Linked DNA regions of Homo sapiens: region 1 is linked to region 2. A link is an interaction called in ENCODE POLR2A ChIA-PET data of the cell type or tissue named here. Cell type or tissue: IMR-90. All regions are shown on one strand. Links, peaks and the distances in the headings refer to the core of each region. The heading gives the core; the rest is flanking DNA.

What was found. Peaks named below come from ENCODE experiments on the same cell type or tissue, not always from the same donor. Only the 100,000 strongest peaks of a DNase experiment are listed, where the experiment ranks them.
Region 1: POLR2A ChIA-PET joins it to region 2 with 28 read pairs; 6 of 35 experiments call an interaction of 5 or more read pairs at or near these places.

The regions. Positions count from the first base shown.
Region 1 is chr16:74,441,218-74,444,136 of GRCh38, reverse strand. No RefSeq gene overlaps it. Among named protein-coding and RNA genes, the nearest start is that of CLEC18B, 21 kb to the right of the region's middle. In IMR-90, for the core only: no CTCF peak of the experiment used is centred there; no DNase peak of the experiment used is centred there.
Region 2 is chr16:74,645,788-74,648,706 of GRCh38, reverse strand. The region is part of intron 4 of RFWD3 (ring finger and WD repeat domain 3); the gene reads left to right. Among named protein-coding and RNA genes, the nearest start is that of RFWD3, 20 kb to the left of the region's middle. In IMR-90, for the core only: no CTCF peak of the experiment used is centred there; a DNase peak (open chromatin) is centred at 1,526; H3K27ac peaks cover 146 bases.

The DNA of each region.
Region 1 (2,919 bases), core at 152-2,651, 200 kb after region 2:
CGCAGTGAGCTCAGATCGCGTCACTGCATTCCAGCCTGGGCGGCAGAGTGAAACCCTGTCTCAAAAAAAAAAAAAAAAAAAAAAAAAAGAAACCAGTAATTCCAGCACTTTGGGAGGCCAAGGCGGGTGGATCACTTGAGGTTAGGAGTTCAAGACCAACCTGGCCAACATGGAGAAACCCCATCTCTGCTAAAAATACAAAAATTAGCCAGGCCTGGTGGCGTGTGCCTGTAATCCCAGCTCAGGAGGCTGAAGAAGGAGAATCGCTTGAGCCTGGGAGGCAGAGGTTGCAATGAGCTGAGTAGACAGTTTTCAAGATCTCTCAAAAGGAGGGAACCTGGGGAATACTATGGGATTTCAGTTGAAAGACTTGGAGAGCTAGGCCCTGGGAACAGAGGCAAGTGAAGTAGACAGAACCCTGTCAACACTGCATCCCATAGACCTTGAGCTAATAAACACAGAAGGAATTACAGAATTAGAAAGTTACCATTTGATAACCAACATAGTAAAATCGTCTCAAGCAAGTCGAGTCAGTGGATAATAAAACTAGTGAGGCTGGGTGTGGTGGCTTATGCCTCTAATCCCAGCACTTTGGGAGGCCAAGGCAGGCAGATCACTTGAGGTCAGGAGTTCAAGACCAGCCTGGCCAATATGGTGAAACCCCATCTCTACTAAAAATACACAAATTAGCTGGGTGTCGTGCTGTGCACCTATAATCCCAGCTACTCAGGAGGCTGAGGCAGTAGAGTCGCTTGAACCCAGGAGGCGGAAGTTGCAGTGAGCCGAGATCATGCCACTGCACTCCAGCCTGGGAGACAGAGTGAAACTCTGTTTGAATAAAAATAAATAAATAAAAATAAAGATATCAGTTTATGTAGCTATACTATATCAGACAAAGTAGACTTTAAGACCAGAAAACATTATTAAAGATGTATACTTAATAATATAAAGGAGTCAATCCATCAGAAAGACATAGACCAAACCATGTCAACAACTGTACTGTAAATGGTCTAAACGCCTTTATATGGTTTGGCTCTGTATCTCCACCCAAATCTCATGTCGAGTTGTGTTCCCCATTATTGGAGGAGAGGCCAGGGGGGAGGTGATTGGATCATGAGGGCGGACTTCCCCCTTGCTGTCCTCTTGATAGTGAGTTCTCACAAAACTTGGTTGCTTAAAAGCATGTAACTCTTCTCCCTTCTCTATCTCCTGCTCTGCCATGGAAGATTTCCCTGCTTCCCTTTCGCCTTCCCCCATGATTGTAAGTTTCCTGAGGCTTCCGCAGCCACACTTCCTGTACAGCCTGCAGAACTGTGAGTCAATTAAACCTCTTTTCTTCATAAATTACCCAGTCTCAGGTAGTTCCTTATAGCAATGCAAGAACAGACTAATACCTCAAATAAAAGTCAGATTGGATTTTTTAAAATGAAACACCAGCCTGGGCAGCATAGCAAGACCCACCCCCAATCTCTACAAAAAAAAAACTTTTTTAATTGGGCGTGGTGGTTTGCGCCTGTAGTCCCAGCTACTCAGGAAGCTGAGGTGGGAGGATCGCTGGAGCCCTGGAGGTTGAGGCTACAATGTTCCGTGAACTCCACAGCCTGAGCAATATGGTGAAACCTCATCTTTACCAAAAATACAAAAATTAGCCAGGTGTGGTGGTGCATCCCTGTAGTCCAAGCTACTTGGGAGACTCAGGTAAGAGGATCACCTGAGCCTGGGGTGATCTGTGATCATGCTACTGCACTCCAGTCTGGGTGACAGAGTGAGGCCCTGTCTAAAACAAACAACAACAACAACAAAAACCACTTGAGAAAAGCTTTAAAAAAAAAATTTTTTTTTTTTGGCTGGGCGTGGCGGCTCATGCCTGTAATCCTTGCACTTTGGGAGGCCTAGGCAAGCAGATTGCTTGAGCCCAGGAGTTCAACATCAGCCTGGGCAACATGGTGAAACCCTGTCTGTACCAAAAGAGATACGAAAATTAGCCGGGTTTGGTGGCATACTCCTGGAGTCCCCGCTGCTCAGGAGGCTGAGGCAGGAGGATCGCTTGAGCCCAGGAGGTGGAGGTTGTGGTGAGCGGAGATCTGACACTGCACTCCAGCCTGAGCGACAGTATGAGACCGGTCTCAAAAAACAAACCAAAGCATAGATTGGAAAGGAAGAAATAAAACTTTTATTATTTCCAGACAACTTGATGGAATATACAGTAAATTTTTAAATGTATAAACCATTAGAATTAATAAGTTAGTTTAGCAAGGTCACTGAGTATCAGGTGAACACAGAAAAATAAACTGTATTTATACCTAACAGCTACAAATAGAAAATGAAATTGCCAAAACAATATAATTTATGATAGCATCAAAAAGCATCAAATACTTAGAAATAAGTCTAACAAAATGTAACTAAATGGAGGGATATACTATGTATATGCATTGGAAGACTCAGTATTATAAAGTTGTTGGTTCTTCCCAAACTGATGTGTGGTGTCAAAGTCATCTCAACCAAATCCCAGCATGGTTTTTGTGGGTGGAAAAATGGCAAGCTGTTTCTAAAATGTTATATGGAAATGTAAAGGACCTAGAATATCCAAGGTGATCTTGAAGAACAACAAACCTCCGACTTATCCTACCAGGAACCAAGACTAAAAAGTTACTGTAATGTGAAGACAGTGAAGTATTGGTACAAGGATGGACAGATGGACTAGTGGAACAGAATACAGAATACAGACAACAGAAACAAAAACACCGAGCTTCTGGCCTTTATGAATGTCACTGTCAAGAAGAAGGAGGAAGGTGCAGAGCGTTAGATTCATGTCAAAAAATCAGGGAACCAAAGGTTATCCCTTACAAAGTCCTCCATGTCTCACCATGTCCAGCAGCGTTCCTTCGCTTTCACTGCACCTTGGAGAAGAAGGAAAAC
Region 2 (2,919 bases), core at 163-2,662:
TCTGCCTCCCGTGTTTAAGCAATTCTCCTACCTCAGCCTCCCGAGCAGCTGGGACTACAGGCACACGCCACCCCGCCCAGCTAATTTTTGTCTTTTAAGTTAGAGACGGGGTTTCACCATACTGGCCAGGCTGGTCTCAAACTCCTGACCTTGTGATCCACCCACCTCGGCCTCCCAAAGTGCTGGGATTATAGGTGTGAGCCACCGTTCCTGGCCTCTGAATATCCTTTTAAATAAAAGGTTTGGGTTTTTGGCTGGGCACGGTGGCTTACACCTGTAATCCCAGCACTTTGGGAGGCCAAGGCGGGTGGATCACCTGAAGTAGGGAGTTTGAGACCAGCCTGGCCAACATGGTGAAACCTAGTCTCTAACCAAAGTGGGGCTGCAGGTTAAAATGGGAAGCTTGCAGGCTTTGTAGGCAAGAGGTCCAGGTGTGGATCCTATCCCAGTTACTCATTATTTGTGTGACTGCTGTCTCTTAGATTTAAAAATGGGGAGGGAGGAGTATTGAGGATAACCTGTCCTGTCTAGCCAACAAGGTTAAGTATCAGTTGAAAAAATAGACATAAATGTGCTTTATAAATTATTAAGCACATTCGCCAGGTGTGGTGGCATGCGCCTATAGTCCTAGCTACTTAGGGAGTCTGAGACAGGATTACTTGAGCCTGGGAGGTCAAGGCTTCAGTGAGCCATGATTGCACCACTGCACTCCATGGCAGCAGAGTGAGACCCTGTCTCAATAAAAAAATTAAAATTAAAAAAAAATCAGGCAGAATATGGTTAGTAGGTGATAATTTTTATTTTTAAAAATAATGGGCTGGGCGCGGTGGCCCATGCCTATAATCCCAGCACTGTTGGAGGCCAAGGCGGGCGGATCACCTGAGGTCAGGAGTTCAAGACCAGCCTGGCCAACATGGCGAAACCCCATCCCTAGTAAAAATGCAAAGATTAGCTGGGTATGTTGGCAGGCGCATATAATCCCAGCTACTCAGGAGGCTGAGATAGGAGAATCGCTTGAACCTGGGAGGCAGAAGTTGCAGTGAGCCCAAATAGCGTCACTGCGCTCTAGCTTGGGAGACGGAGCACGACTTCATCTCAAAGAATAGTAATAATAATGTTGGCCGGGCGCAGTGGCTCACACCTGTAATCCCAGCACTGTGGGAAGTCAAGGTGGGTGAGTCACCTGAGCACAGGAGTTTGAGACCAGCCTGGCCAACAGGGTGAAACCCCATCTCTACTAAAAATACAAAAATTAGCCGGATATGGTGGTGCGTGCCTATAGTCCCAGCTACTCGGGAAGCTGAGGCAGGAGAGTCACTTGAATCTGAGAGGCGGAGGTTGTGGTGAGCCGAGATTGTGCCATTGCACTCCAGCCTGGGTAACAGACCAAGACTCCATGTCAAAAAAAAAATAAAAATAACACCTATACATCATTGTCCTCAGTATGAGTAATTTACATCTGCTGTGAATTCTTCCAATGTCAAAACATCATTTAACATTTTTTGCATATTTCTATGTGCTCTTTGTGTTTTTATTTGAGTCTGGCTCATTTTTCCCAGCTTAGTACATCTTGGAGAGCTTTCTGTTATCAGTACATAAAATTGAATCTTTTTTTTTTTTTGAGACGAGTGTCGCTCTGTCACCCAGGCTGGAGTGCAGTGGCATGATCTCGGCTCACTGCAGGCTCCGCCTCCCAGGTTCACACCATTCTCCTGCCTCAGCCTCCCGGTAGCTGGGACTACAGGCGCCTGCCACCACACCTGGCTAATTTTGTTGTTGTTGTTGTTGTTGTTGTTGTTGTTGAGACGGGGTTTCACCGTGTTAGCCAGGATGGTCTTGATCTCCTGACCTGGTGATCCGCCCGCTTCGGGCTCCCAAAGTGCTGGGATTACAGGCGTGAGCCACCATGCCTGGTCTCATCTTGTTCTTATTAATAGCTACGTGGCATTCCATCATACAAATAAATTTTGAGTTAATTCTTTTCTTTCCACCTCCTGAGTTCAAGCGATTCCCCTGCCTCAGTCTCCCGAGTAGCTGGAACTACAGGCACACGCCGTCATGCCTGGCTAATTTTTTGTATTTTAGTAGAGACGAGGTTTCACCATGTCAGCCAGGATGGTCTCGATCTCCTGACTTCATGATCCGCCTGCCTTGGCCTCCCAAAGTGCTAGGATTACAGGTGTGAGCCACTGCGCCCAGCGAATTAATTCTTTTTCTTATCATGTAAAGCATGGTTGGTGTATGGTGGCACACGCCTGTGTTGTCTCAACTACTTGGGAGGGTAATAATATTTTTTTTCTTTATATAAATCATGCTACACTGAACTTTTTTGAGACAGGGTCTCATTCTGTCCCTCATGCTGGAGTGCAGTGGCACAATCATAGCTCACTGCAGCCTCAATATCCCGGGCTCAGGTGATGCTTCTACCTCAGCCTCCTGACTACTTGGGACTGCAGGCATGTGCCACCACACATGGCTAATTTTTTAAATTTTTAACAGGGACAAGGTCTTGCTATGTTGTCCAGTCTGGTTTCAAACTCCTGAGCTCAAGGAATCCTCCTGCCTTGGCCTCCCAATAAGCTGGGACTGTAGGTGTGATTACTACACCTGGCCTGCTTGGAACAATCTTATATAATTATCTTAGAATATATTTGTGACTGGCTGGGCATGGTGGCTCACGTCTGTAATCCCTGCACTTTGGGAGGCCAAGGCGGACGGATCGCGAGGTCAGGAGATCGAGACCATCCTAACTAACACGGTGAAACCCCGTCTCTACTAAAAATACACAAAATCGGGCTTGGTGGCAGGCGCCTGTAGTCCCAGCTACTCAGGAGGCTGAGGCAAGAGAATGGTGTGAACCCAGGAGGCGGAACTTGCAGTGAGCCGAGATTCTGCCGCTACACTCCAGCCTGGGCGACA